Linked DNA regions of Mus musculus: regions 2, 3, 4, 5 and 6 are each linked to region 1. Evidence: chromatin loops called from intact Hi-C (ENCODE). Cell type or tissue: heart. All regions are shown on one strand. Each heading gives the region's core, and the rest is flanking DNA. Links, peaks and the distances in the headings are about the cores only.

Region 1 (4,983 bases), core at 389-4,388:
CTCTAATGTTTTATGTGTGTATCATTTGGTTGGTAGAGAACATTTACCCTAACACCTATTCTCTGTGTTTTCTCTGAACTGTGACAGAGAAGGGAGCTGTGCCTCAGAGCAGGAGGAAGTCCTGGGAGGTGGGCATTATCATCCACACTGCTCTGAAACCTGGGCCTTCACGTGCTGAATGGCCCAGTCTGCAGTCATCAGTTCTCTGGTTGGAAGATGCGCACACGTGCACTTATGCCCAGGACCAAGGGGTATGATAGGCTGAATATTTGTATATAGCTGCATCTATAGGATGCAAGCAGGGACATTACACAAGAGTCCTGAGATGGAAAGACACTCTTCTGAATTCCTATGATGTCATCTTAACTGACAATCTCTTAAAAATATTTGATCATGCCTACCTCTCCCACTGTAAAGAGTTTTCTCAGACGTATGTCCCTTACATGTTCATTTTTACTAGATTCCCACAATCCTAGATTTCTACCTTTTCCTAGATTTCTATTTCTATTCCTAATGTGAAACATTTCAAGCCACATTTTCTCCTCACCATATCCCAGGAACTCTTTCCACTCATGAACAGCAGCTTCAGGTATGGTGCAAGGGTGCTTTGGGATGGTTGAGGCTCTTTGCTGGTGTATGGGACTGGACTTGACATGAGAAGGATGTGGCGTTCACGATATAAGGTTCAATGATTACAATGCACATATATTCTACTCTTACAGCTGTAACTATGTTATATGTGCATTCTGTGTTTTATTCTGTACACGTGTGCATTGTGTGGTTGATACACATCTATCTATAAGTAACAGTCTGTACACCTCCTTACCTCCCTATCCTTCACATGTACACAGTCAAAAATATTTCTGCCTAGATTTTTGTAAGTTGCGAGGCAAATATATTTTCATATGGAAGGTATAAATATATTTTTTTCTGTGCATAAAATGTTATAAAATGCAAATGTACATACTATCACAAACTCCACGAGACCATACCATGACCATAATAAGTTACAGGTTGCTCTCTTGTGTTTGTTAATAGAGGTGGGGAGGTAGACCTGCTGGGGATAGAGGAAGATTCTGCTCACAGCCAGAGATGACTGGCATGTTGAATTCTGCCACCTTTGCTGGATACTGTTTCCATTAATAGGACACTTGGAGTTATAATGATCTTTTTTTTTGTAAAGAAAAATCTACACAGACACAAGCCCCATAGATCACATAGACTGGCTGCGATCCTGGAACAGGAAAAAAAAAAAAACAGTTTGTTCTAAGGGCCCTCCCATCTCTCCCTTCTTTATGAGGTAGTAATGCAGATTTGATCAGCACTGTGGGTTCCAGGTCATCTTTCTAGGAGCGTCTGAACCCCAGGTTGGACCGCACGGACAAGGCACAATTGCTGAGACACCAGCTCAGACACTACACTGATACTGTTCACAAAATTTACTGCCAGTGACTCTGAATTCCACATTGTTCTTTGTGTTCATTTCTAAGGTAATCGACTAAGCATGTCTTATAGCTTATAGTATTTTAAAAGATGCATTCATTAAAAAGAACCCAAATGCACGTGGGTAGACAAGAGGACCCCAATTTTCTACCATAGTTATTTTCACTTCGCTGGAAGCCAAGTCCTCTTGAACTTGAAAAACCACCAGCAAATTAATCTACAAGGCTTTCATGACATTAATCTAAACTCATGAAACTAGATTAAGTACTGGATTAAGAATCAAATTCAGAAATGCTGCAATCTTAAAAGAAATACGTCTTCAGGCTGTCACGAAGGCAGACTGAACCCCCATGGCAAGTGCACCCAGGAGGGGACTCTAGGGGCTGGAGGGAGCAGCCACTTCCAGGTACGTGCAGTGTGAGCCGGAAGCCAACAGGTGGCACAAATGCATTTGACTTGCACATGGGCCATCGCCCGGGATGCCGCTGCGCCCCCTGCTTTCTATAGCCCAGGCAAGCAGACGCAGGCTGGCGCCTTGGCTCCCTTTGCGAGCCTGGTCTGCCAGGTCCACACGGCCCAGCAGAGTCCAGCTGGGTCCTGAGCTGCGCGCCGCTGAGGACCCAGAGAGCTCCAGGCAGCGCGCCCTCTGCTGGCCGTCCGCGGACTCGCCGTTGTTCCCAGCCTGTTCGGAGAGAACTCAAATTGAGACAGATGGAAAGAGGGGGCAAGGATTGGGACCAGTCAGGGGCAGAGTAGGCGGAGCAGGACTGGGTAGGGCCAGGTAGGGCGTGAGCACTGTGGCTGATGTGAGGCTGGCCCCAGGCACTCCCAGGAGAAATTTCCAGGGCCCACGGATTCACAATTCGAAGTAGCTCGAGACTATAAAGACACCTCTGCAGGCCTTCTGTCAGCTCCTTTTGTTCTCTCCTCCAGATTGGAGAGCACTGCGAACCTGGTAGTATTGTACAGCTCCACACCAGCATTCCGGACCATTCCTTTTGTAAGGCTCTACTTTGAGCTAGCAAGCACGGAGGCAGGAGTGGCTCAGCTGGGGGAAGAGAGCCTGTCGTTCCCAGGTTCCATCTCGCTGGAGAGGAGCCCCGCCTGAACTTGTTTTTAATGTGTCAAATCACAGAGGCAGCTTCCCAGCAGTAAAGTGTGAAGGGGTTACAGCCTCTTGGGCCTCTGGGAAGCCAGACGCAGGTCTCAGCAGAGTGACAGGCGTGTTTCCATGCCAGGCAGCCAGGCAGTGGCCCTGGGCTTTTGATCTTCATCCCACAATTTGTCAATTGGACGCCTCTTCACGCCCATCTTTATCACTGTCAGGGACACCTCTGGCTCCCGTGTCCCTTCCCTGTAGGCCTGAGCTTCTGAGAGGTTCCTGCTAAAGGCCTCTCTTATTCCATACCAGCCTAGGAAGGTGGGGTCCTCACCGGGCTCTGCAGTGTCCGCAAAGCTGAACATAAATTTGACTGCATTAGTTTCCATCCACAACCACCAGAAGTACCTTAGCTCTGTCTCCTAGTGGGACTCTGGCAACTCCCTCCCTGCTGTGGGCAACAGACCTCGCCACTATGCATGGATGGATGGGGTCCACAGGGGTCCATTCCTAGCCTTCCCAGGAGTCTTTGTCTTGGTACCGAGCGATCACTCTTAATCCTTTATATCTAGTGATGTGTTTCTGCTCCTGTTCTCGTTTTTTTTTTTTTTTTTTTTTTTTTTTTTGTAAAGGAGGAAAGTGAGTTAGAACATTATATGCTTACAGAGGATGAAGCAAAGCTGTCAGTCTGTGTGACACTGCAGCAGACCTGGGCAGGCAGGTAAGTGCTCATTCATTCGAAGGAGTATGTGTTCTGATGCTCTGGCCAGAAGAAGGGAGGACTTGGGAATTCTGGCCCCAGGGACACACAGGGCTTAAGACACCCAAATCCTGTCTTGTTACCATCAGTGGGCCCTCCAAGTCTTCAGTGGACTCCTCAAGCCACTCCTAGACCCCTCTTGCCCATACTGAGGGCCAGGGAGATCTCAGGACCAGGCAGAGCTCATAGGAGACGGGAATTCCTTTATCTCAGGCAGGGTGGTGATGAGATTATTTTAGGACGTCGGGCCCATTCTAGGCATCCACCAAACAAGCTGTCAGAAACTGAAAGAAAGTTCTAGATCTCACATACACCAACACTGCAAATGCTTTTTTTTTTTTTTTTAAGGTTTTAATCCCAATCGCTAGATTTTCAAGGAATTGGACCAATGGACTTTAGAGAGGGCCAGACATAAAGGATTTGAAATCCCACCCTTGTACCTAGACTTTGGGGTGTGGAAGGGTCAGGGTCAGGGTGTGGAGCACCATCATGGCTAAGTGGACTCCTGCTGAGTGACGAACACATTTGGTGGTGTTTGAGGGTAAATGTACGAGGCTGACATTTTAAGAAGTCACAACGTTAGCTCATTCCAAAGAGTGGAGCAAACCTAAAGCTTCCTTCCTGGCTTCTGGTGGCAGCTGGTCCAGACTGAGGTCTGACTCAGAGGCAGCACTGACCTTTTAAAAGTCCCTGCAAAGTGCAAGGTGTGAAGCTTTGGAAAAGCAGTCAAGGCTGTTTTCTCTTTAATTGATACCGTTTAAAAATGTGGGTGTGGGCCAGAGCATTAATTGGCAATTACTTTCACGGAAAAATCCAAGAACTGGTGAAAACCAAACAGAAGGGATAAGAATGGTCAGAGCGAAAGACAGCAGCTTGGAAGTCCTGGTGCACATGAGAGGCATGGCCAGGCCATGCGAATGAATCAAGCACAGCTACACCACTCTTCACGCACCATCATCAGATGGACACCCTTCTGGCTCCTGGCAGGCTTGCACTGGCAACAGCTCAGACTGGTATGTGAGTGCCAGGTACTGTGGGTCAGGAGAGCTCTCGTGCTAAATCTTTTAGTGATGCCTCTCAAGGCTCTGTTCCGTTTTATTGATATAATATTTCCCATGCTAGAAAAGGGAATCAGCATGGCATAACTGGTAATGGAGTCCTTTGTGCAAGAGCGGAGCTGACAGCAGACAACAGTTGCTGAGAGCCCTGGCTGGGGCTGGGGAGGGGGCACAGCTCATACAGTGCCTGCTGTACGAGTGGGAGAACCCGAGCTTCATCTTCAGAACTTCTGTGAGCAAAAGGCCAGTGTGGTGGAGTTCCTGTGATGTCAGCGTGCTGGTGGGGGGCACACAGGCTCATCCTGGGGCTCACTTGCCAGTGAGCCTAGCCTAATAGATGAGTTGCACGTTATAGTAAGAGACCCTGTCACAAACAAGGTGAGTGGCACTGAGAAATGACACCTGACAGTGACCTCTGGCCTTTATGTGTATACATGTGCATGCATGTCCTCATAATTGCACCTGCATACTTGCATATATACATTCATAGACAGACAGACAGACAGACAGACAGACAGACAGACAGACACACACACACACACACACACACACACACACATGCTCCTCAGCACTGCAAAAGAGAAATAATTACAACAACAAAAAAATGAAGTAAGACAGAGAAA
Region 2 (4,983 bases), core at 426-4,425, 100 kb before region 1:
ATGGCAAGCTGTGTTTATTTCTTTCTCACCTGAATTGCTAATACCTCCTCCCTGTAAATAATAAGAAACTAGCCACCGGGGCTTCTCGAGTAGAAATGAATCTCAGCCTCTCCCTCTTCCTGCTTCTTCCCCTCCCCCAACCCGCTTCTAGCTTCTTTCAGTTTTCAGGCTTTACTGAGGCTTTGGCTGAACATCCGACGACGACTACTTTCATTATTTATTGTTTACAAACAACTTGCTTTCTTTTGACGATGAAGCGCAGGCAGAGGAGGGGCTCTGTAAATGGAGGTAGAGGAACGTAGGAAGCAGGAACCCAGCAGTAGACTGGTGTACCTCAGTGAGGGGCCTTTTTGTCCCTTCGTTCCTGAGGCCCAGGCTTTGGGGACTCTGTGGTAAGCACAGACTGGTTGGGAAGGAGAAGGAAGACCAGGCCTGTGTGTGGCACTCAGCTGGCAGCAAGCAGTGCACCCAGAATGAACATTCTCAGTTTTCTTCCCCTGGACTCCTGGGGTTGGGTTTGGAATGTTAATCCTGAGGATTTCCACTTTTCTCCTTAGTGGACTCCTGTATGGTAGCTGGAGTCCCTCTCTGGGGAAGGAGTCTCAGGGTGTTCCTTGGGTCCTCAATGCAGCAGCATTCTGGTCTGCCTTCCAGTCAGAGCTTCCAGGCTCCAGATGTTGTTGTTATCCCTAGTTACCCTGTCCCTGGGCCTGGGCCTAGGAGCCAGGAGCACTGGACTCCACTGTGTCCCCGAAGATGCAGACTCACATTCCACACCTCATCTACCCCATGCAGGGGCTAGTCAGGACTCCACTGAACTATTCTGTCTTCACTCAGTCCCTACTGGCCAGTCCTGCTACTGGCCAGCACCCACCTCGACATCTTGCTGACAAACTGCTACCTGGCTGAAGCTCTCTTACCAAATGAGATATTCTTCAGGCCATCCTTGCTGCAGATATAAGGGTGCCTTCTTCAAAGACCAAGCCTTGAGTAGAGGCACAGGGCTCTCTAAGAACAGACAGGAGTCCCAGAATCTCAGGGACCTTCAGCTAAAACAATCTTGCATAGATGCTTCATGCTGTGACTAGAAACTCTTAGGGCCCCTAAATATAAACCACCATTTAGCAGTAGCCAGACCACTTGGCTTCCTGCAGTGTGGGCAACTGATCACCTTTGGAGAGGGCTTCAAGAGATCAGAGACCGAAGGCCTGATCAGATACCAAAGGGGTGGAGCAGGGAGCAGTTAGCCCCAAGAATTGGGAGTCTAGGGTTGATAATGGCCACAGAACTGGTGAGAGCTTGTAGGAAGGCGGATCTGGCCTTGATATTCCTGCCACCACCTAAGTCCCGGCTCTCCAGAGTGATCCTCGGAGCACTTTTTAGCTACACCAAGAGCTCCGTGGGAGCTTATTCTATCCCAGAGAGAAGTTGAGTACAACACAAGGCCAAAACAGAAGCCAGGCACCAAGAAAGAGCCTTTTTGTCTGAGGCTAGGCCGGAGCTTGGGATGCCTGGGTCCACTTTGGACACTCAACTGGTGTAGGCTCAGAAAGACGCCCTAGGTGCCAGAGATGCTGCGTGGTGCGGGCACCCTCCCCTTGCCTCAGATCATTCTTTAGCAGTCAACCACTGCTCCCTTTCCTCAGCCAGTGGGGTGAGCTGCTGGGACACGCGTTGAAATTCCCGTTTGCTTCCCCCAATGCCCTCCTTTCTGGCCCTCTCTTCCTCAGCTCTCCTACTGCACCCCCACGGAACGTTCGTTCGTTCGGCGCCGCCAAAGGAAGGAAGGAGCGCACTCAGGGGGTCCAACAGCACAAGCTGTTCTATCCCTCGCAAGCCAACACGGTCCGCGGGGACCCGAGCATCCCGTACCCGGATGCCGGGTCCTTCCCATCCGCTTACCAAAAACTTGCATCAAATGCAGCGACCTCCAAAGCCTCTATCCGCTAGAAGCAAACTTTGTCCCCTCCGGCGCAAGAGCGATCCTCGCAAAGTTTGAGCAGCAGAAACAATTTCTTACCTGCGCCAGGAAAGAGCCGGCCCGCGCCGCTTAGGCGCCAGGGCCTCCGGGAGCAGCGCGCAGCCCGGGACGCACCGGGGAGTCACCGCCGCCGCTGCCGCCGCCGCCTCCGCCGCCCGCGCCCCTCGGCGGCCGCGCGGAGCCTCTGCCTCCTCCGCCTCCTCGAAAGGGGGGGAGGGGTCTCGGAACCCCGGGAGGGGGCGGGCGTGGGGACCTTGCCTACCTGCAGTGGCGCCGGGCCACTCCTGGCTGCCCGCTAGGGCTCTGCGCGGCCGCTGGGCGCGCGCGCTCCGGCGGGGAGCAAGCGACAACTAATGGAGACATTTCCAGGCGGAGCACCTGGAGAGCAGAGCGCGCCGGCGTCCCCAGGCGCCGCGGTCGTCAGCCGAGCCCGCACCGGCGTGACGTGGGCGAGCGAGCGAGTTGCTCCCACCCGGCCGCCCATTAACGCTTTCCCCCCGCGGGCGCCCAACGCTTGCCAACTTTCCCCTCCGCCCTGGCCGCGCACCGGGTGCGCGGGTGTAGGGGCTGGCATGAGGGGTTCCTGAGGGTGAGGGTTCAGGCTTGGCCTCCTCAGAATGGTTTGGCGAGAATGCCTGGGCCCTAAGAGGACAGCCCAACCCTACCAGGACAGCAGAGGACATTGGTCCCTGGTTTGATCAAATGCTTGGCCTGCCCTGTGGATCCAGAGGCCTTGGGCACGCGGACCGGTCTCTAAATGGTTTCCTTTCCTTACCCATGCTGTCTGCTTGGGAAATGTGCCTCCTCAACTCTTAGGACAGAGATTCCTCTTCGCAGACCCTACCTACTCTGCCCTCACAATGCTATCCTTGGGAGTAAAATGGGCTTTCAAGCACCCCCCCCCCCGTCACTTTTCCCGACTTTCCACACACACCACCCACTGTAATGCAGCAGTTCTGGTTCCCTTCTTGTGGTCACAATAGTCCCAACCAACCTGGCTCTTGGCTGTTTGGGCAGCAAGTCTTCCTCACAGACTTGAGCAAGAGGAATCCGTAGTCCAATTTGACAGAAACTGCTGAGGATCCCAGTAGATCTGTGACCTTTCTGGGCGGGAGCTTACTCAGGACTATCAGGATCCAGCTGGGCCTCTGACCTGGAACACAAAAGAGGACAGATGTTCACTGGTTTCTTTAGCCTGAGGCTGGAGCCCAAGACAGGAGTGGTAGGTCCAGGCTCAGAACCCCTCTCACCTCCTGTTCAGTATCAGAGCCTTTGCCTTTCGCTCCCTTGAAGACTCCTTTTGTGGACTTGCTGCCCTACAAAGGTCTCAGTATAGGAGAGAGGCCCGGTGTGAGCACCACCTGTCCAGTTAGAGCAGGAAGGGGCTGTGGCCTGTAGAGCCCCAGGGCTTCTGCAGGACACCCCTTCCTCCTGCATAGTTTTCACTTCAAAGACCCAACTTACTTCTCTTCACCCACAGCAGTTCAATGACCTTTGAGATTTGTTGGGTTAGATAACCTCGGAGAAAGTTATCTCTGATTTTTCCCCCTTTGCTCCCCCCCCACCCCTTCGGAGCTCTTTGCAGCTGCTGGAGGGGTAATTCCAAATTGCTTGCTTCCCCAGCAGCCTGTAGCTGATCTGTGGCTGCAGACCTCACCCATCCAGCAGTGCCCAGCCAGGCTGAGTTGGAGTTCCAGGGGCTGCTGTAGGTCGGATACTACTTTAATCTCTGGCTGCTTTGGAAACCTGCTAGGCCACCGGTATAGCCCCCAATAAGCTAGGAGAGGGGACCTGGATTCTGGGTCTTGTCCCTTCTGTTTCAAGCCTGGGAGGCAAATGGGGGAGGGGTTTTTATTTATTTAAGGAAGGATGGAGGCATCCATTTGGAAGGTGGGAAGACTTGTCTAATTCCAACTAGAAGGAAGTAGAGAATAGGGGCATGCCTGCTCCCAGGGAAGGAGCAGGCATTTCTGGTTTCCCCCTTGTTTTGGGGCTCTTTTTAGGGTTTGTAGGAACCTCCTTGCACTTCACTGCATAGACAGAGACGGGCCCATGGGTACCTCTCCCGTGAGCCTTAGCTTCCATTTAAAGTTAAAACAAGCAAGGTGCATGTATGTGTTCATGAGTGTTACAACCTTAGCTGACTTGACTCATTTCATGCTCACCGAGGCTTCCCAAAGTACCAGCCACAGTCTAGAAACACCATTTGCACAAATCATGGCCTGTGTTATCTTCATGACCCAGCCCACATGGGTGGCACCCATCCCCCGACCCCACCCCAGCATAGGAGTTTAATTGGAGCTCTGGAGCCTTCCATGGGAGGAAGAGCAGGTGCCATCTCCTAATTTAGAGTTCATTTGGCTGAATGCTGCTGGACTTGACCTTGCTTTGACTACCGGGTGAAGCAGCTACAGATATCAGCCACCACCTACTGTGCAAGGCAGCTTCCCTGAGCCCCCTTGATATGTTCTGCCCCCCCACCCCCTCCCCGGACTGGCACCTTGTAGAAATGATGGAAATACCCCAGGTTTTGGCTAGGGGGCCTGCAGGGAAAGTCCCTTTTCTGGCTTCAGAGTGGGTGGTCAATCTGGAAAGTGGGTCTGCAGCTTGAGGTGTATCTTCAGGGAACAGTGCTAGGAACCAGCAGGTGGGCGGCTCTGGCAGCTGACTAAGCTGATGCTGCCCACACGGCTGTGCCCCTCAGATCCTCTTTCAATCTCCCTTTTGTCTTTCCTCCTGGTGCAGCTGCCAGAGTGTGATCTGGAATGAAAGTCTCTGTGCCCCTGGGGCTTGGCCACGTGGCTGCCTCCTCCTCACCTGGACTTTGCTAGAACACGCACAGGCATCTGGGGCTGAGCCTCCAGCTGGAGCTTACAGAGGCCTGGCCCCGAAGCTGCCCAGTGTCCATCATTCTTATGTCGTCCACGGGCTTGTCCTCCTGCCCAACCCTCTTTGGGGACCCGGAGGAAAAACGTTTTGATTGGGCCAAGGGTCATCCTTGG
Region 3 (4,983 bases), core at 574-4,573, 190 kb before region 1:
TAGAAGCTGGGATGGAGCCTTTCTGGTACCATGAAGTTTAGTTTTCAGAAAAGAGGCTTTCAGGTCAGTTCCAGCTCAGGTGCTTTTAGTCCTGTGTCTGAAGTGCACGGTGTCTCCAGGAATGGGGACTTACTTTCTACCTCTGGCAGGCAGCCAAGTGAAATAGCAACGGCCTATGAGGTTTTAGGAGGCTCTTAGACAACACTGACCAACAGTTCGAAAGTAGACAGGCTTTTTGGCCTGGCGTTGGAATTTCTCCTCATCATAGACACCTACCATACCTTGCATGCCTGATAGACTACTTACCATAAAAAAAAAAAGATGAAGCTGAATGGTGTCCTCTTAAATGGCCTATGAGGTTTTAGGAGGCTCTTAGACAACACTGACCAACAGTTCGAAAGTAGACAGGCTTTTTGGCCTGGCGTTGGAATCTCTCCTCATCATAGACACCTACCATACCTTGCATGCCTGATAGACTACTTACCATAAAAAAAAAGATGAAGCTGAATGGTGTCCTCTTAAACTCATCTCAAAGCTGTAGCTCCCATGATAGGAACCATTATGTTACATAATATCCATTTCACCTGTGTTGTTGCATAGTATCCATTTTGCCTAATTTTGTCTATCGGGGCTTTTCTAAGCATGTTCCCTTGGTTAAATGAAGCCCAGATAGGCTAAGGGCTGCCAGTTCCTCTGAGGCTGCCACATTTCATATATTAACCTTAATGTTTCATTTCAGTCCCTGTTCTCAGGTCCTAATTTCTCCTTGAGAGGTGTGGTCCAAAAATCTCTTCAGGGAGCAGAAGGGTGATGGTCAGTTAATCTTTTAACTACTTCCATGACGTTAAGAGGAGGGGCTAGTCCCTGCCTAAAGGGATCACAGATTACCTTCAGTGGTTGGGGAGGAGTAGTTGGATTTTCAACAGCAGGGATCGACTGGAATCCCCATGTAATAGGTGTGGTATGTGTACTCTATTTCTTCCCTCATGGTGTCTAGGCACTGCTACACACCAGGCTGGAAGGAAGCAGAGGCCAGAAGAGGTGAGGTCTGTAGGGAAAGAGCTGGGGCAGAGCCGGGGTGGGAATGGGGGCCGAGAGGGGGCTTCTCCAGGGATTTTATTAGATATTTTCTTTATTTACATTTCAAATGTTATCCCCTTTTCTGGTTCTCCCCCCCCCCAACACCCCTCTTGGACAGAATCCTTCTGGTCGCCATCTGAGCCTGGAGCTAAGGCTGTTCCACAGCCCTCTCTACACAGGTTCCGCCAGAGAGAGCTGGTCTCCCAGGAGTGCTGACAGGGCTTGCAGGCCCACAGGAGGGACAAGCTCCAGCCAGAGACAGAAAGACCAACACCAGAAATAACCAGATGGCAAAAGGCAAGCGCAAGAACCTTACCAACAGAAACCAAGGCTACTTGGCATCAGACCCCAGTTCTCCCATCACAGCAAGTCCTGGATACCTCAACACACCGGAAAAGCAAGATATGGATTTAAAAATCACATCTCATTATGCTGATAGAGGATTTTAAGAAGGACATAAATAACTCCCTTAAAGAAGTACAGGAGAACACAAGTAAACAAATAGAAGCTTTAAAGAGGAAACAAAAATCCCTTAAAGAATTTCAGGAAAACACAACTGAACAGATGAAGGAATTAAACAAAACCATCCAGGATCTAAAAATGGAAGTAGAAACAAAAAGAAATCACAAAGGGAGACATCTCCCCGGATTTTAATGGAACAGCTCTCTTAGACAATCTTAGTTTGTGAGTATTCCTTTATTTGGGGTGGGTTTGCATGCATACACCCCTGGATAGTGGGAAGGGGTTCTTCTTAGGGTTAAGTTTCATTGGAGTTTAAAGTACTGTGAATGTCTCCTTTGTGTGGAAAGGCATTCCAGGAATTCCAGATATGTGCAGGGCAAGTTTGGGGTTGGGGCAAGGGTGGGGGAGGGAGGACTATGTGACATTCTTCAGGTAGAAGATTGTGGGTCAGAGGTCGGGTTCCCCAGATCGGGCAGAGAAGAAACCCACCTAAGAAAATGGAGTCCTACATATTGTATCAAGCTCAAAGGAGCTATCTGCACAGGATAGACTATAATTTTGGTAGCAAGAAGCAACAAATAGGGTGTTACATATTCTAGAAGATACAGACTTTACAAGATCGAAACACAGAGTTTAAAGTGAGAATAACAAGGTTCTAACTGTTGATGGTCCCAGAGAGGGCGAAAGTCAGGAGAACCAGGGCCATATTTGTTCCAGGAGATTCCTCTTCAAGGTCTGATCCCTTGGATTGTAAAGCAACAACAAAATCATACCGATGACAGAGCAGATTAAAAGGAAGATAGGATAAGATTTTAACCACTGAATACTGAAAATGTCAGATGAAAAAGTCGTGAGAAAGACAGAATTAAGTAAGGTTATTGTTACCGATTTAGATAAATCTACATCAATAGGCTTATATAAGTAAAGCCTATCTTGAGGGGTGGCTAGAGAGATCGTTCAGTGGTTAGGAGCACTTCCAAAGGACCAGGGCTTAGTTCAGTACCCACGTGGCAGCTCATAACCATCTCGAACTCCAGTTCCAGGGATCTGGCACCCTCTTCTGGCCTCCAAGGGCATTGCCCTCACATGACATACTGCCATATCTGTAGGCAAATGTAAAGATAAATAGAACCTATCTTTGTATTATACCTGGAGTGGTTGTGTTTGTCCTATCTTGTGTGTCAGTAGACCATACACAGGATTTAATAGGAAGGCCTGTACGTGTCCTAAATTATTGTCTCTTTTGAAGTTTAGTTTAGTTTTTATTTTGTATTTTATTGCTATACTTTACTGCTGGGTGTTTAAGAAGACTTGAAGATATTGTCCCCAGGGGTTGTTTGGAATTGGGAGGAGCTATGCTTCCTTCAGTCTTTCCTTTACCAGTTAAGCCCTCTGCTAGGATGAGTCAGGCTCTGATTAACCATGCTGCTTCTTTAAAGATAAGGGAACATGTCCGTCCATCTGTGTTCCTCTTTGCAGAATTTGCACTGGTTAGAGTCTACTGTCTGGTCTCCTTGGTTTCTCTAGTCCAGAGGATGGGCAACCCACACGGAGATACAAGACCATTTGAAAGATGCCTGATTGAAAGATTGGATTGAGCTGCCGATTCCTGTGAGCTGTACTGCTGATGTCCTGACAATGCAGATTGGATTTGCTCCAAAGAACTATTTCTAAACAGGTTCTTCTTTGCCCTATTAATCTTTCCTTCCCACTACCTCTGGTGTGGTGGGCTAGAAGGGACATTAAAACATTTAAGAACAACAACCCTCGAACTGTGAGGCTGTCAGCTTCAGACAAGAGAGACTATTTACTTAAATGGCCAATTTTTGTTTAAAATGGCCACTCAAATTAAAAGGAAAAGTGAGGATCTGGAGAGAGGCTCAGCAGTTAAGAACACTGACTGATCTTCCAGAGGACCAGAGATCAATTCTTAGCAGCCACATGGCGGCTCACAACCATCTGTAACGGGCTCCCATACCGTCTTCTGGTGTGTCTGAAGATAGCTACATTGTACTCATTTATTATAAAATAAATAAATAAATCTGCTCTTCCGAAGGTCCTGAGTTCAAATCCCAGCAACCACATGGTGGCTCACAACCAACCGTAATGAGATCTGACGCCCTCTTCTGGTCTGAAGTCAGCTACAGTATTTATGTATAATAATAAAAAAAGTGAAAGTGGGCGAATTCCTTTGGATCTAATGCTAAAGGAACATACTTTAAGCTCTGGGGAATTACCTTTGTGCCCATGGGGACCGGGCTGTCTACAGTAAGCAACAGCAAGGAACTGAGAGCAGCAAGGACAGAGAAAACCAGACCAAAGTAAAACATGGGCTTCAGTTCACTAGCAACCTTGAGAAGGGAAACATTGCCTTTAGCCTGACTTGATTCTACCTTTCAGGAAGGGGAAATGGAAGTTAGCCTTCATGCGAGGGTCCAGACAGTCTGGCTTTTTTTTTTTTTTTTTTTTGACTTTGCTGCTGCACTGTTTTGCCCTGTATTCTTTGGGTTTATAGGTGTAAGACCCAGCTTCAAACTCTTGTCCTATTAGGGACTGTCCCTGTAGAGACAAGAAGCACAGGGCTACCACAGGAAGGTATCAGCATCCAAAGTCCACAGTTAACCTAATCTCCCCTTTCCCTACCCCAGAAATCTTCAGGCTGGGACCTCAGGTCTCTGGAGAAGTGATCTCAGGTGTGGAGGTCTTAAGAATTAGCGTCTGTAAAGTCTACTTTGGAGTCTTGTCTGATTGGATTCCTTGTTTTCATGAACTGGGTAGGCATCTGGGAAGGTTTACATAAAAAGGAAAAAAAATAGAGACGATTAGGATGTATAACTTAATGCCACTGACAAGGGAAATTCTAGAGTGAGGTGACTGGGGACTCAGCAGTGTTGGTTGGAGAGCTTAGGCAGTTTGGGTGGGCATTGCCATGTTGGTTAATCATGGGATCACCACCATCTTGGTGATGTCCCATGATCACCTCCATCTTGATGATGTCACTCATCAAAGTGGTAGCAAAGTCAGTCTGTGGCTAGGGCGGCTCCATCATAACATGACCCATTGTAAAGGCACGATGCCCTGTGCAATATATGCACCTCATATACTAAATGCCTTGTGCAATATATGCACCTCATATATTAAATGCCTTGTGCAATATATGCACCTCATATACTAAATACCTTGTGCAATATATGCACCTCATATACTAAATGTACACAGTCACCAAGCAGCTGTCTGCCTATCTTAACTCTGGAATTAGCAATTGCTACCAATGCATGTGTGTCTCAGAGGGTCTAGATACATTCTTGAGCCCCCAGCAACAGGATGCTGAAAGGCAGGGAGAGGAAAGAAAAGGGGAGAACTTGAATTGTATTTCCCTAAGAAATGACTAATCAACTAGTGGAGACCCATCCCTAATTTCCAAGTGGTTGAAGAAGGGGG
Region 4 (4,983 bases), core at 387-4,386, 150 kb before region 1:
TAATTGTGGCTTGCTTACAGTTGTACAGGTTCAGTCCATTGTCATCATGATGGGGAGCATAGCTGACTGAAAGGAAGAAGTTAAAAAGGAAAGGATATAACTGGTTCTGGGTTTGTGCTAGATGAATGGATAAACGGAATAAAAAGGAAAGGACAAGGCTTTGTATGGCGGAGTAGGACTTTTATTATAGATAAAGGGGAGAGCATAGCCAGACACAAGGACATCTGGTAGGTTCAGAGTGGCCATGACCCGAGCCATGTAAGGAGAGAGGAAAGGAAGAATCAGATCAAGAGGCCAGGAGGGTAAAGGGTAGATGAGAAAAGGCCAGATAACCGCAATGTCTGGAATATGTGCGGAAGGGCAGCCCAGCCCCTGGGCTGGAGAAGTTTAGGGTAGGGAGCAGGGTATGCCAGACAGGAGGACCCTATAACAGGTGTGAACTGAAGGATGCTAGGGGGACCTGGAGGCCAGGTCTGCTTTGTTATATTAAATAGGCACCTCATCTGTTTGTCCTGGATTGGAGACCTAACAGAGAAGTAGCTGAAAGTTCTACATCCCAAGAAGTGGGACTGGCTTGGGCTTTGGAAACCACAAAGCTCCCCCATCCCGCCCCCCCATGACATACTTCCTTCAACAAGGCCACACCTCTTAATCTCAAGTAGTGCCATTCCCTGGTATGTGAGCATTCGGGTATGTGAGTCCATAGGGGCTATTCTCCTTCAAACCACCCACCTGGACTCAAGCCCTTCCCCTACTCAAGGATTTCTGCTCTATTATTCCCCTTTCCCACTTCACCCCACCCATGTTCTACCCCCATGCCTTGAATCTTGCCTCCCCCTGTACATGGCCCCTTATTATTTTCTGAAGAGTCAATCCATGTATGACAGGAGATGTGACGTTTGTCTTCCTGGGCCTGGGTCACCTCACTCAGGATGATTGTTTCTAGCTCCATCTATTTACTGTGAATTTTATTTTGTTTTTACAGCTGGATAAGATCCAGTTGTGCAAATGTGTCACATTTTCATTATCCACTCTTCAGTTGAAGAACACATAGGCTGTTTCCATTTCCTGGCTATTGTGAACACAACAGCGATGAACAGGAATGAGCAAGTATCTCTGTAGTAGAATAGAATCCTTCGGGAATGTGTCCAAGAGTGATGCACCTGGTTCTTATGTCTCCATTTTTGAGGAACATCCACACTGGTTTCTCTAGTGGCTGCATCAGTCTGTGCTCCCACCAGCAGTGAGTAAGTGTTTATCTCTCCCTATATCCACGCAAGCATTTCTTGGGATGTTTTAATTTTAGCCATTCTGACTAAGGGGTTATTAATTTGTCCTGAGAATCAATACTACATGCACGGTTAAACAAGGGAAAGCTTGGGTCTCCCAGAGCATCCTGGTTCTGGCAAACGTTCATTCTTTTCACCTTCTATCAGAACCCAACCTGAACCCAGGTGGCCGAACTCCTGAGTTGAAGAAGAAGATGGAAGTGGCCTTCACATTAGGGGCTACTCATGCACACTACGTGTGACATGTGCTCTACGTGACACCAATGGGTTAATAACAAACAGGACACTTTCTGGAAATTGGTTCTTTCTAGAAAAGGGGCAACAGCTCCATCTGATAGACCAAGGCACACTCAAGCTACTTGTTTGCCCACAGAAGGTTTGGGAAAGGACAGAGCCAGCGAGGGCATGCTGGGCTGTATCTGTGTGGGGACTCAGGGTTCCTAGGTGTCTGTACACATCCACACAGCCTCACCTGAACATGTGCCTAGAAGCCACAGGCACACTTCTGATGCTTCACCATGTTCACAGATGCTAGGTTTGGCCTGTGTTTTAATACTCTAAGGGTTACCTGCCTCCTGTACGTTCTGGGGATGGTCCCTCCATGGGCAGTGACAATACACTGGGAGCTTGCAAGACAGATGGGCAGCACTTGGCCCAGAGCCCTATCTGACCATCCTTGATGGCATGACAGCCCCTGCCCCAGCTCATACACTGTCCAGGGTGGTGAGTGAAAAGTTGTCCTGGCAGGGCAACAGCTCCTATATAGGAGACCCCAGCCCTGAACAAGGGGCAGGATCTGAGATCAGTAGACACTTCTCCAAGAATGTAAGGTGGGTGCTGTACAGGAAGATTTGGATGCTGTTCTGACTTCTACCGCCACACAGAACATTCTGGAAAATATCATCAGTCGTGGGATATGGTGCAAAGACAGGAATGTGGACTAATGTTCCCCAGAGTGATCTATTGCCTGGACACCCCAGCTTCCAGGCACAGGCCTTGATACTTTCCCACCAGTCCCTGCAGGGAGCAGTCCTCTGCATTTCCTTGACTAGGGCAAGGGGTGGCTCTGGGATGAGGCCAGGACTCATGCCTAACTGGCCCCTGCCTGCCCACCAGAGGGCAGTAGTGCACAGCTGTCCTCTTGGTCTCAGTAACAGGGACCCCAGAGGCTGGGGTGCTGGGTCCAAGTCCTTGGAGATGACCACACCTGACACTGTGCAGAGGCCCAGAATCTGCAGATGATACTGCCTTTGAAATCTGCTCTTGGCAACATTAACAGCTATTTGGAGAGATATCTAGAAGCCAAGGGAAGCAAGGCTCTGTCTCCCCAAAGCAGGTACAGCCTCTGAGTGAGCCCCTCCTTTAACATGACAGGCCTAAGGGAAACAGAAACCCTTCAAAGGTAGAATGGGCCAGGGTTTGATTTCTCACCCCTGAGCAGTGCCTTGATCTTGCCCAGCTGAGGGCAAGTCTAGCTTGGTGTGTGGGTGGCAGCCTCCCCTGAGGACGAGGCAGGCACTGAGCCCCCTGGCGGCTGTGGCTTCCCAGCCTTCGAGCTCCAGCACCTCCTCGTCCAGGTTGCCATGAGAATGACCTGTTACTGCACCAAGGAGGTGATCAATGAGGCTGCAGACCGCTGTGGCGGCCAGCAAGATCCGCTGGCCACCGAGACAGAAGGCAGCTCACTGGGACGGAGGCTGAGAGTCCCGGCACGGTACTCTGGTGCTCAATGCTCACCTCCCCTCTCCTCGGGGGCCATTCTAGTATTACAGTGCTAATCCACCAGACACGGGGGATTTTAAATTTCATTTTTGTGCAGTTATTTAAAGTTTAAACTGATAATGTCTAACCCAATTAAATTCCAGTCAATCGTGCTCTAAATGCACTAAGTCTTGTGAAATATGAATGAGGTGTCCCCCCGCACTCCTTAACGACTTAATCTCCATGCTGAGTCTCCGCTCCTGGGAATACTGTGTCGAACCTAGGAACGAAGCAGAAGTGAGACAGGATGGGGACTCGCAACCCACGCTGAAACCTTCTTACTGGCCTTGCTCACTGGGATATCTGGCACATTCAGAATTCAGAGCTTGTGGTGGAAGAGCACCCACTTAAGTCCAGTTGCCAAGATGGGGGCACACTTTGGGAGTAGCCTTCAAAGGCAGCTGACCACACTGGCCATCTCCCTACCCTTACCACATCGCTCCCAGCTTCACGCTCTGTATGGGAGTGCTAACAACCTCTGGTGTTGAGTGTGGGCTCTGTTTTCCAGGGTTATTCTCAGGAATAATGGCTGACAGCATGTTAAAGCTGTCTTCCATTGGATGCATAACAACCGAAGCTGCCATGGTGTGTTCTCCTGACTCTTCAGGGTGTTGGGGCCTGGGGCTGTGGGACTTAAAGGAGATGTGAGAGTAGAGGCTCACAAATGGCACTGGGGAACTACCCAGCCCTTTCTAGGATTGACTTCTCTGAGAGGCAAGCCTTGGCTCTGCCTTGGGGTTCTTTCTAAAGAGTCTGTGATCAGTGGTTGTCCACCATGGCACAAGAAAAGGCTGTGATTTCAGAACAATCCTGGCTCCACGGGGGACTAATATACAGTGGTGGTCCTCAGTGTGGCTACTGTGTTTTTAGAGATTGATTCAGAGTCTTCAGATTCAACCTCGTGTAGCCTACGACCAGGAGGAAAAAAACAAAACTGAAAACAAAAACAACAAACCTTTTAGGAGCAGAATAAAACAGCACCTTTGAGACGTGTTACACTGGAGGCTTGCCATTCAAACCCTAGTGATCAAAGGCAAACAGAGTCCTTTCTGGGTCTTTCCTACCTGGTACCCTGCTCAGGTTCTATGGTTAGCTCCACCTGTTAGTTCAACTGCCTTGGCTGCGTTTGCGCACACCAGCCAGGTGTGCTTGTTGGGCATTTGGTGCAGGGTGGAGCAAGGTGGTCCCACCTAAAGTTTGGCCAGAACTAGTGTGAGCAGGTAAGAGGGAGATCAGACAGGTCAGTCAGCACACAGGCAGGACCTGTGACTGTGTATCTGCCTACCATAGAACTTATGAATTTGAGTCTGGTCCTATGAGATGGAGATTCAGCCCGGGTAGGGGAGGGTCCAGGCTGCTACCACTAAACCTTTAGAAATCCAGGCAGCTCGGTTTCCATCCCAGGGAAGATGTTGCTGCTAAGTGTCAGGAATGGCTTAGAGTTGGGCAGAGCAGTGTTCATACAGATGATCTGGAAGTGGAAGCAAAGGCGGGTTCTGCGAGGTCTGTGGGGCAGGAATATGGTGCATTTTCAGCGACAGGAAGGACTGTCGTCTTCCCAGCTGGACTGTAGCTGTCAGCGTAACAACGAATGTCATTGAGAAACAATTCATGGCATCAAATCCACAAAGAAGACATTTAAAGCATGGCATGCAGCAGTCTGGTAGTTATATTACTTTTTGAACCATGGTGAAATATAAGCATGAAGTTCACCATTTAATCCTTTATCCTAGGGTTCCGGGGATTGAACCTAGTGCCTTGTGCATGCCAGGCAAACATGCTACCCCCGGGCTAGAGTCCAGCTCCAGACTTCACCCTGTGGCCACTTTTAAGTGTTAAATTTCATGGCATTATGTATACAGTGTACAATTATTATCACTGCCCATCTACAGAACACTCTCTGTCACCAAGAGACACGAATCTTCCTTCCTCT
Region 5 (4,983 bases), core at 413-4,412, 190 kb before region 1:
TCTGTGCTGAAGAGCTTCCGTTGCCTGGAGAGATGGCCACTCTGCCACCAGGGCTAAGTCTCTGCTGCTTTATGAGTATCATCTTTGAGGGAGGATCCACACATAGTCTACATCTGTTGTCATGGCTCTGTGGCATGTGCACAGAACACGTTAAATCCCAGTGGCCATAGGCTTGCACCCAACCCTTGGATCAAGCTCCATTTCTGCTCTGTTCCCCTTAGCAGAAGAGAGGGCCCCCACCCCCAGCCCAGGTGTGCGGCCTGTGCAGAGGTTTTACAAAGGAGGGGGCTTTAACATTCCTTGGAGGATAGAGCAATACTTATCCAAGTATCCCAGAAAGTGCTGCAGTCACACTCATGACTCTGTCTCACGGCAGAGCTGGCTGTTCTGATTGTACTATTTATTTTGACAGGTGTAATTTTTTTTTAGAAACTATTAAAAATATAACACTAAGTTGAAATATGAAAAGTGATTGCTGCACAAGGCCAGTAAATTCAACAGTTTTCAACCCCAGGGTCTCGTTCATTTCCAAATTAATTTTTCTTCCACGGCGTAAGCACGCTGTTAAGTCTTCACAAAATACGGGCTCTCCTCCTTTAATTAAAGAGCAGTCCCTTCTTGAATTGCATTTGATGGTAGAATGAAATGAAGCTCCTCCTGTGGATCCGCATCCTTGGGCTTGAAATTCAGAGTTTAAACTAACTGAACCGTTTGAGGAAAGTACAACTGGTTAATGAAATCAAGAGGGATTGCGAGGAAATGTACTGAATAAGGAGAAAGAATGACTAGAGAAGTGTGGACCCTGAAAGGTGGACCCTTGTTCACTACACTTAGAGGACTGTGGAGGTCCCAGGCCCAGCCGTGTCTGTTATAGGTCCCTACTCCCGTTTCTCCTCCTGAAGTCCAGAGCCAGAACAGACACCCTCCTGACTGACCCGACTCATCTCTGCTTAGGTCAAGGTACCATGTGCCACTTTGCTGAACAGGAAGCCTGTCCCCTCATAGGGTTACACAGGCTTTTGCAGCTGTCCATGGACGAGGCTGTGGGTCAGACTTGAGATCTGCCTCCAGAAGTGTCTGGTGTTGATCCTGGGGTCCCCCCACACACATCCTCCGAGGTTCTCAAGGCAGCTCGGCTCTTTAGGATCAGAGTTGAGAAGGCACCGTGTCACCATTTAAGTTCTCCCTCAGAGGAATTAAAGCCTGGGTGGGCCTCACACCTCGAAGAGTGTGGGAGCCAATCCTGTTCCCTTTCTGCAAGGTCTGTATCATCACCATGTAGTAGGTGATACGCATACTGAGCTCCACCGTGTTTCCATGCCACCCTACACTTACCTGCCTACAGCACTGGGTTTGTGGGCATGGTCTGCACAGATTTTTTGAATGACAAGCTGGTCTCTGGGTGGCAGTCACTGAATCACACATGACTTGGTTGGACCAGCAAAGGGCAGCTTGAGATCCCAAGCAACAGCCTGTCCTGGTAGGGAGAGTTGAGCTATCATAGCCAGATCTTTGCAGACCTGATCTGCTGCCTGCTTCTCTCCCGGAATCCCCATGACACCTGCACCCAGAAGCATCTTCTGGGCTTGTCGGAAGAGATGTCCCCTCCCTGGATTCTAAAATCAGTAGCACAGCTGACCTTGGGAATGCTTGAAGCAATTCCTCCCTCCCTGTGTCTGATTTGTCAATGTGTGTGGAATGACTGCTTCATATTCCTTGATCATCTGAGCTAAATCAACCTCTTCCTGCATGCCTGCTGTGGACTTCTGAATTGGCTGCTGCCAGTGGCAGTCACTCAGCCACTCTTTTGTTTCCCTGCTGTATGCTCTTTCTAGGCATAGAGGGCAGTGGCTATCTTTGCCCTTGTGTGTAGAGTATGAGTGTGCTCACACTCCAAGAAGCTCTTTCACAGTGTTATCTTTGCTCTTCTGAGAGGCTGAGCCAAGAGCCTCTAAGTCCTCAGAACCCCTCTCATGGGTGAGTAATGGCCACAGCACACCATGGAACCAGAGGTTAAATCTGTGACCATCTCTGATGGCCATAGGAGGATCCCCTGTCACCTGATATGTCCTGTGAGGAGAGGAAGTAAAGAGGCAAACTTGGCTTTTCTCAGCAGCACTGGTAGTAGTCATAGTAGCAGTAGCAGCAGGGTTAGGGGAAGAAGAAGGAAGAAGAGGAGGAAGGGAGAAGGGGAGGAGAAGGAGGAGGGGAGGAGAAGGAGGAGGGGAGGAGAAGAAGGAGGAGGAGAAGAAGAAAAGAAGAAGAAAAAGAAGAAGAAGAAGAAGAAGAAGAAGAAGAAGAAGAAGAAGAAGAAGAAGAAGAAGAAGAAGAAGAAGAAGAAGAAGAAGAAGAAGAGCTTGTTTTTGTGTGTGTGTGTGTGTTTGTACATTCCAGACTGACTGGAAGGAGGGAAGGAGAGACGAAAATGGGTCAGCTGGAGAGCTTCATGTCCATAGAGGGCAGTCTAGGAACACCAGATGGACACCTCTACTGGTTCCAGTTTGTTCTTACTTGAGAGAAGATTTGTACTTGCCTGTGCAATGAAATCAACGTGTCTGTTGCTCTTTTCAGAATAAACATTTCCCCTTTGCTGCAGATGAAGACAAGTCATCTGAGATGAGGCCGCCTCTCTAAGGAAGCTAGTCATCCCTGAGGAGATAACCTGGAAGGTGCAGGGTCTGAAGAGAGGCAGAGAGGCTGGTGGGAGCTGCAATGTGGGATACAACAGGGGAGCTAGTGCCCAGGGCCAGTGGTGTATAACTGAGGCTGCCTGCTCTCCCCCTTCTGCGTGTGGCATATGAGCGTGCTCGCACTCCAAGAAGCTTTCCCGGTGTTATCTTTGCTCTGCTGAGAGGCTGAGCCAAGAGCCTCTAAGTCCTCAGAATGCTGCTCATGGGTGAGTAACTTTTCTACCGTAGGGTTAACACAAATGTCCACAGTCTGGAGACAAAGACAGAGACAAGCTCCTGTGGGCTGACTGAGAACAGGGCCTCCTGTGCTGGCGGTGGATTCTGACGTACCCTGGGCATAGCCTTTAATTAAAAACATGGCAGCTGACCCACAGATAGGTGTTAGTGTCAGAGGGTTAACAAAGCAAAGGTGAAAGTCACTGCTCTCCATCTGCCAGTCTTTCCCTCACTTTTGGTTATTCACAGTGGCAACACGGCTGCTAGAGCTCCAGAGGTCGATAATACGTCTTCTTTATCAGATGGTAAACTTAATGATACACTTGGCAAGGCGGAAGAGCCCTGCTGTTAGTTAAACACCACCTTGGCTGTTGCTTGAAGTCATTCTTAGATGAGACTGGTATTGAAACCAGCAGGTTCTGAAGAAGATAGCCCTTCCCTTCAAGGGTGGGCTCACCTCACCGGGCTGAGGCCTTTAAAGGCCATAGCAGACTTGCTTTAGTCTCTGACCTGACCACAGATTTCAGACTCCAGATCATGTCTGCCGCTGCCCTGGACATCTTATGTGGAAGGATCACTCTGAGGAGCTCCCACCAAATCCCAGATAAATTCTTTTTTTCCTCCTGTGGGTTGTTGCTGTCCGGTGGCTACTCCTTGGTGTGGCAGAAATGAGGTGTCTTATCAACTTGTCCTGCCTTTATCACAGAAGAAAAGAAAGCCACGCCCATCTCAAGTCTGCATAAAGAGAGCCACACCCATCTCAAGTCTACACTTCCATCCGTGCATCCAAGAGGATGCGATGTTCATACTGTCTCCAGCCCGTGCTGAGCGGCATGTCCAGGTAGTAATCCCATACTCTGGTCATAGACAAGAGCGCTCAGAAACCAGACAGACTTCCATCTCCCAGCTTCCGTGTTGGACTCACTTATGAAGTGTCTTGATAATTAGATAAAAAGGTAAGTTCCACAGTTCCAATTAGTATCTAGATTCACGTCTGTCCATGGCCAGGGCATCACACAAATGAGGCTGAGTAGCCCCATCACCTCTTCTTTCCTTCCACAAACACACTATAAGGAATGACAAAACCACTTTAAAGAAAAAGAGACAAATTCTTGATTGAGCAGGAGACTAATTCTCAACTAAACCTGTTAAGTTTCTAGCTCTCTAAGTGATTTACTCACATATATGAGATAAAATATAAGTAGAACACGCAAGTCCGACTCCAAAGTGCTATTACTTAGAAACAAAAAGCACTAGACTCCTGACAACTAGGAGATAGGGTCTTTTCCACAATGGGTTTCATGTTCCAGTCACAGGAATCACTGTGTTAATTGTTAGTCAAAATCAAATGTTTTTTTCTCTGAAGCAGAAAAGCAGGCACCTAAGTTTGGTTCACATGTTATTTTGGTTGGGATCAAGAAAGAGAAGAAAAAAAAAAAAACCTTCATTAAAAAGTAGCAAAGCTAGCAGAAATGAAATCTTGTAAAATCAGCACTCATGTCTGGATTCTAAGCTCCAGCTTAAATTCCAGGAGAGGAAGCTAGGATAATATCAGGGTCCAGGTGGCCTCCTAGGAAGCACCTGTGGCAGTGTCCTTGGGAAATGTGAGAGCACCTTCACCCTTGGAAATGTCACTGGGAGGCATGGTAAAACAGATGAGCTCCCAGGATGGCATGAGCCTACTGCAGCAAGGCTGCAATGTCCACAAGGATGGGGTCTCTGCACTGGGCTAAGGAGCTGCTTAGCCAGGGTGCATCCAAGGACCATAAGGTCTGGCTACCCACAAATCCCTAAAAGCATGGGTCAGAAGCTGCTCATAGGAAACCAGCCTGTGCTCAGCCTGTGTTTCAGCCTTGGGTAGTTCAGGTGGACGACCAGGCATGGCCAGCATCACACATCCAAAAGGACAGGACGCCAGTACAAAGTAGGACTGATCCAGGCATGGGGTGAAGATGATTGTGAGGAGAGTCAAACATGGCCTCAGCTCACTTTTTTTCTTTTCATACAGTCAAGGATTTCCTGTCTAGGAAATAGTCCTATCTGTAACTAACATGGGTATTTCCATGTCCAGAAGCCC
Region 6 (4,983 bases), core at 316-4,315, 250 kb before region 1:
GTATTAATGGTATATCAGTGCTTGGAGTGGCAGCATCCTAGGCAGTAGAATGCCAGCTGGCTGATTCTGCACTGCTGCTGCTCTAGCATGGAGGTCACATAGCATGGCATCTAAGGACATGGGCACATTATGACACACTGAGGTTTCTGTAACACTCTAACTATATTGTGCTAGTCGGTTACACTGTAGTCCCTTGCATTGCACTATGTTAAATTGTATCATTTGGCATTACATACTGTCTACTCTTATGACACCTCCCTCCACTGATAGGCTGGGATACAAGGTTACACTTAGATGGACTCCAACATCCTAAGACTTGAAAAATTATGAACTTTCATGGTTGACCTTGGAACATCATTTCAAGCTGACTTGCAGGGCTATGCTCTTCTTTCTGCAAGGAAGGCAGACATATAACTATCAACAGAGACGCCCATTCTATCACTGGGCTCTCACTGACTCCCAACAGATCTGGGGTCACTTTCTCTTCCACAGCCCCCCCCAACCTTCTTCTATCTGTGGATCCAAGGTCTATACTGATATCTCACTATATGGACTAGAGAGTGGTAATGAGCTGCTCTATAGCTGTAGTCAAAGAACATAGTCATTATTGACAGACTCTGAGAGAGGACTGCATCTTATAAGTAGACATTTTCCAGGATGGAGTCATGTGACAGAGTAGTGTTTTCACAGACCTCAATAGATATATTTCCCAAGCTTTTCACTCAACAAGTAAGTAGTGAGATTACTACCACACAAGAGAGGTAGAGGCTGAAGAACCTGCCTCAGTTGGCCTTAAATAGCCATCACAATAACAAAAGGACAGTCGGGTTGGCCACAGAGAACAGCCCCAGAGTTATCCTACCATAACTACCTTGCTGCAGGTCTTTGACAGTAGTTATCCTAATATTCTCTTTTCAGAATACAAAGTTCCAAAGCCAGGGGCTTTTTTTCTAGCTTACTGGTGTTATATTACCTACAGAGATTTGTCTAATTCCCATTAAGTGAGAGATGCTGAAGCATTTGGCAATGAATGAAATTGGATGAATGGGGGAGGGGACACATTTTCTCTCCAGCAGTGAATTGCACTAGCTTTGTCTACCCACGATTTGACTGGGATGAGCCCTGAAGTCTGAGGGACAAAGGGGATGGGGTGGAGGGTGGTGGTGTGGGGATTCTTGCAGGATCTGCTGCTTTATCATCAGACATCCTCTGTTCATTGCTGATGGAATTTAAAATTTGAGAATTCGTATAGCCTGGGCTGGCCTTGAGTTCTGTTATTCTCCTTCAGCATCTTAAATGCTGGGCTTACAGATGTGTACCATCATGTTTGCTGGATTTTAGGAGGATATGCTTAGATGAGTGTCTTCTGAAGTAGAGGACCATCATGGGTGTTTATACAGAAACAATGTCCTAATCCAGTTGGTTCTGCAGCTGTAGCGAGTCCTTACTATCACTGAGGACAGGGATCATGGTATCTGCAGGACTGCAGAGAAAGGGTGAAGTCCAGTGGGCCCCTACAGTGGCCAGCAGATGAGTGGAATAATAGCCTTCCCTGAGGTGCCCCTACCCTGCTAGAAGGCAAGAAGCTTGGTGTGCAGCCAAATGCCCAGCCAGGGGGGTCTCAGAAAAGAAGAGAGAAAACTGTGCAAGGCTTTTCTCACTTTCAGACTTAAGAGGTTCTTAAATGCAACTGTTTCACTTTTGGATGTTATAGACCAGCAGGGGACATAACTGGGTTGTAGCAGACAATTGTGTTCAAACTTGATAAGCTCAATTCAGTCCTCCAAATTGGACTGACTGAAAGCTTGGTGCCAGTGCCCGGAAGAAAAGATGCTTATTCATTCCTTAGCTTGCTCATCCATCCATCCATCCATCCATCCATCCATCCATCCATCCAGTCCTGGGACAGTGTCCACAGGCAGGGCTGGGAGCCTACTTGTTCCAAAGAGAATCCAAGCATGTTTGTAGCTGCCTGGCAGGTGTGGGGACTGAGATCAGAGTCTGAGAGTTCTGGAAGGGTAAGAAAGGGTCGGCAGGAGTTCCATGAGAAAGTGGAAAGCAGGGACCGGCTTAGTATTCAGTTAGACCCGGGAGGAAAGCAATATATACAAACAATCAGCAACTGAGGATCTCTTAGGGGTTCCAAGAGGAGGACAGAGGGAGAGAAGCAGGGGGTGATGCCGAATCCAAGCAGAAGTGAGGGCAGCGGAACCCCAGGATAGAGGGAAGTGCAAGGGCTATGGGCCACAATAGCTGGGCCCTAGAGCCTGTGAAACTGTCCAAAGCGGGAGCAGTCAAGGATGCCCACTACAGGCTAGTGGCAAGGTGCTCAAGGCAGGCTGGGATCCAGGCAGCTGGAGTGGAGAAAAGAGTCTTGAGGGGTGGAGCAGCCCTTCTACTCCACAGTCTTTCAGCAGTCCAGGAGGGGAACCGAGGGACCACGTTTACCTAGCCTATGACCTCAGGCAAAGGATCTAGGGATTGGAAGTTGGCAGGGACCTCCCCCTGCTCCAACCAGCTTCGGAAACTACTGGCTCACATTCCACTCAGAGTGGTCCTCTCCTTTCCGGTAGAGCGTGGCCGGCCTGGTCTCCAGAGTAGGGGTAGGAGTATCAATTGCGACTTTGCCCACTTCCCTATGAAAGGGATTCTGGGGAACAGTCTCCTCCTTTTTCCAAAGACCCACAATCAGGGCATCCCCTCGAGAGTCTCAATCTGCCTGCAGAATGACCTCCCCTCGCCCGCCCAGCGGTGGCGCCCTTGCTCTGGGAACGTGGAACCCTGAGGCTCTGACGCAGGGTCTGGCTCCAGTTACGTACTGACCTTAGGGTGTCAGGTTGCAGGAGACTGGAGGTCTGTGGCTGAGCTTGTCCCAGGACAGTTTTTCAGTGGTGGGAAGAGACGGGTCAGAGTACCTGTCAAGAGAAACCCTGTCACTTCCCACAGGCAATTTTGCTAACACTCTCCATTTCTCAGCCTAGTTGAAGATCATCTCGTAATCGGTAAAGGAGATTCCCACCCATATCCCAGTATAGCTGCCTCACCCCAATTGGACCTACAGCAGCAGTTCTCAACCTGTGGGTCACAACCCCCCCCCCCCAGTGCCACATATCAAATATTTATGATTCATAACAGTAGCAAACCTACAGTAATAAAGTAACAAAGACATATTTTATAGTGGGAGGGGGGTCACCACAACATGGAAAATTGTATTAAAGGGTTGCTGAAGCATTAGAAAGGTTGGAAACCACTGGCCTGCAGACTTTGTGGCAAAGATTCTGTCTTAGTCAGGGTTTCTATTCCTACACAAACATCATGACCAAGAAGCAAGTTGGGAAGGAAAGGATTTATTCAACTTACATTTCCACATTGTTCTTCATCACCAAAGGAAGTCAGGACTGGAACTCAAGCCAGGTCAGGAAGCAGGAGTTGATGCAGAGGCTATGGAGGGATGTTACTTACTGGCTTGCTTCCCCTGGCTTGCTCAGCTTGCTCTTTTATAGAACCAAGACTACCAGCCCAGGGATGGCACCATCTGCAATGGGCCCTCCCACCCTTGATCACTAATTGAGAAAATGCCTTGTAGCTGGATCTCATGGAGGCATTTCCTCGAGAGGGGCTCCTTTCTCTGTGATAACTCCAGCTTGTGTCAAGTTGACAGACAAACCAACTGGTACAGATGCCTAGGCTCTTACCTGGCCCCAAGAATCCCCACCTGTATTGCACTTTTGCTTCAGCATACACCTGGGCCCTGCAGACAAGCCTCCCCTGCTCAGGTCACACTAGGCTCACTGATGTGCTTGCAGAGGTGTCTCTAGTTAAAGACTTGGTTGTCCCCTGGACTCTTGACTTGCATGCTGGGTCTTACAGGTGGAGTGACCTGAAGTTTGGTTATTAAAGACTAAAGTTAAGGATGAGTCCTATAAGGCCTGTCCATCAGCCCAGCAGGAGGAAGGTGACAGGTGGGTTCAGCCTTCACCTATCCTAAGCCCCAAGTGTCGACCTGATGCACTAGAATAGGACTGCCCCTCTGCTACTTGGGGCTGTATGGCTTGGGACAGAGGCCGAGGGACCAGAAGACCACTGCCCTGCAGGGGAGGAGACTGGAGAAATCTCTAGCTGGTTTCTATTCACTGAAAATAAGGTGATCTTTCTCCCTGGACTAGAGTCTTGTGGAAAAGGACAGCTAAGTGTGGCATGTGTCTGTAATCCCACTTCTCAGGAAGCTGAGGCAGGAAGATGGTTGCAGGTTCAAGGCCAGCCTGGCCTGGTCTACACAGCAGGCTAACCAGGATTTCATATGTGACCTTGTCTCAAAAAAAGAAACAACAATCAGAAAAGGAAGGAGCAGGTGTTGGCTTGGGAATTCTATTATCACAGCCATGTTTAAATAAAGACAGGAGACATGACAGCAGGGTTCAGGCACAGGAGAATGAGAAGCAGGAGTCAGGGAAGGCAGCTGTGCTTAGCTGCTAAAGCTGCCTCTAAAGACAAAAGGAAACGTAGATGATAGCCAGGACTCAGTCCCATTGCCTGCCAGGTGGACACACAGAGTCCAGTCTATGACAAAGTACTTGACAGAGCAATAGACTCTGGTGATGATGGCTGCTCTTAGAGCTGCTGAAGCTCAAATAGCCCAGTGGTTGGAACGTCCATGACACTCATCTCTGTGTTTCCATATCCATTGCTGTCAGCTGCATAATTTACAAGGAGGTTGTTAACTGAGAGAACGAACAGCGGCTTTGATCTGTTTAGAAGAGGCACCAGCATTCTGAAGAGGGTCTAGGTGTGTCTGTAGAGGGCTGATATCCAAATGCTGGTGGGCAATGAGGGCTCTTTTCCAGATCTGGAAGGAGAAGCAGATTTCACACTGCCTGAATGTATCCCATGTACCACTGTTGGGACAGTAGTTTTTTGTTGTTGTTGTTTATTGGGTTTGGGTGGGTGTTGTTCATTTGTTTTGTTTGCTTGTTGTTTTTTGTT

What was found. Hi-C counts contacts between places; a loop is a spot of excess contacts. Peaks named below come from ENCODE experiments on the same cell type or tissue, not always from the same donor. Only the 100,000 strongest peaks of a DNase experiment are listed, where the experiment ranks them.
Region 2: a loop joins it to region 1, with 5 times the contacts of the local background. A loop is called at or near these places in 5 of 42 quality-filtered maps.
Region 3: a loop joins it to region 1, with 3 times the contacts of the local background. A loop is called at or near these places in 8 of 42 quality-filtered maps.
Region 4: it touches region 1 in a loop (6-fold over the local background); 10 of 42 quality-filtered maps call a loop at or near these places.
Region 5: it touches region 1 in a loop (9-fold over the local background); 8 of 42 quality-filtered maps call a loop at or near these places.
Region 6: it touches region 1 in a loop (10-fold over the local background); 11 of 42 quality-filtered maps call a loop at or near these places.

What each region holds. Positions count from the first base shown.
Region 1 is chr13:73,157,521-73,162,503 of GRCm38, reverse strand. No RefSeq gene overlaps it. Among named protein-coding and RNA genes, the nearest start is that of Gm30154, 27 kb to the right of the region's middle. In heart, for the core only: CTCF peaks have their summits at 1,820 and 2,045 (motif pointing left); a DNase peak (open chromatin) is centred at 2,003; H3K4me3 peaks cover 911 bases; H3K27ac peaks cover 1,214 bases.
Region 2 is chr13:73,257,914-73,262,896 of GRCm38, reverse strand. It overlaps Irx4 (Iroquois homeobox 4), which reads right to left and starts at 2,400. Exons shown (of 6, transcript NM_018885.2): 1 at 2,021-2,400. In heart, for the core only: a CTCF peak has its summit at 2,344; a DNase peak (open chromatin) is centred at 4,306; H3K4me3 peaks cover 3,370 bases; H3K27ac peaks cover 4,000 bases; H3K27me3 peaks cover 4,000 bases.
Region 3 is chr13:73,343,277-73,348,259 of GRCm38, reverse strand. It overlaps Eprn (ephemeron, early developmental lncRNA), which reads left to right and starts at 876. Exons shown (of 3, transcript NR_045293.1): 1 at 876-1,041; 2 at 1,199-1,764; 3 at 3,022-3,595. In heart, for the core only: a CTCF peak has its summit at 2,616 (motif pointing left); no DNase peak of the experiment used is centred there; H3K4me3 peaks cover 1,131 bases; H3K27ac peaks cover 2,314 bases.
Region 4 is chr13:73,308,180-73,313,162 of GRCm38, reverse strand. No RefSeq gene overlaps it. Among named protein-coding and RNA genes, the nearest start is that of Ndufs6, 18 kb to the left of the region's middle. In heart, for the core only: a CTCF peak has its summit at 2,413 (motif pointing right); no DNase peak of the experiment used is centred there; H3K27ac peaks cover 2,129 bases; H3K27me3 peaks cover 263 bases.
Region 5 is chr13:73,349,584-73,354,566 of GRCm38, reverse strand. No RefSeq gene overlaps it. Among named protein-coding and RNA genes, the nearest start is that of Eprn, 4.7 kb to the right of the region's middle. In heart, for the core only: a CTCF peak has its summit at 2,467; no DNase peak of the experiment used is centred there; H3K27ac peaks cover 989 bases.
Region 6 is chr13:73,403,726-73,408,708 of GRCm38, reverse strand. No RefSeq gene overlaps it. Among named protein-coding and RNA genes, the nearest start is that of Eprn, 59 kb to the right of the region's middle. In heart, for the core only: a CTCF peak has its summit at 2,748; no DNase peak of the experiment used is centred there; H3K4me3 peaks cover 816 bases; H3K27ac peaks cover 577 bases; H3K27me3 peaks cover 1,605 bases.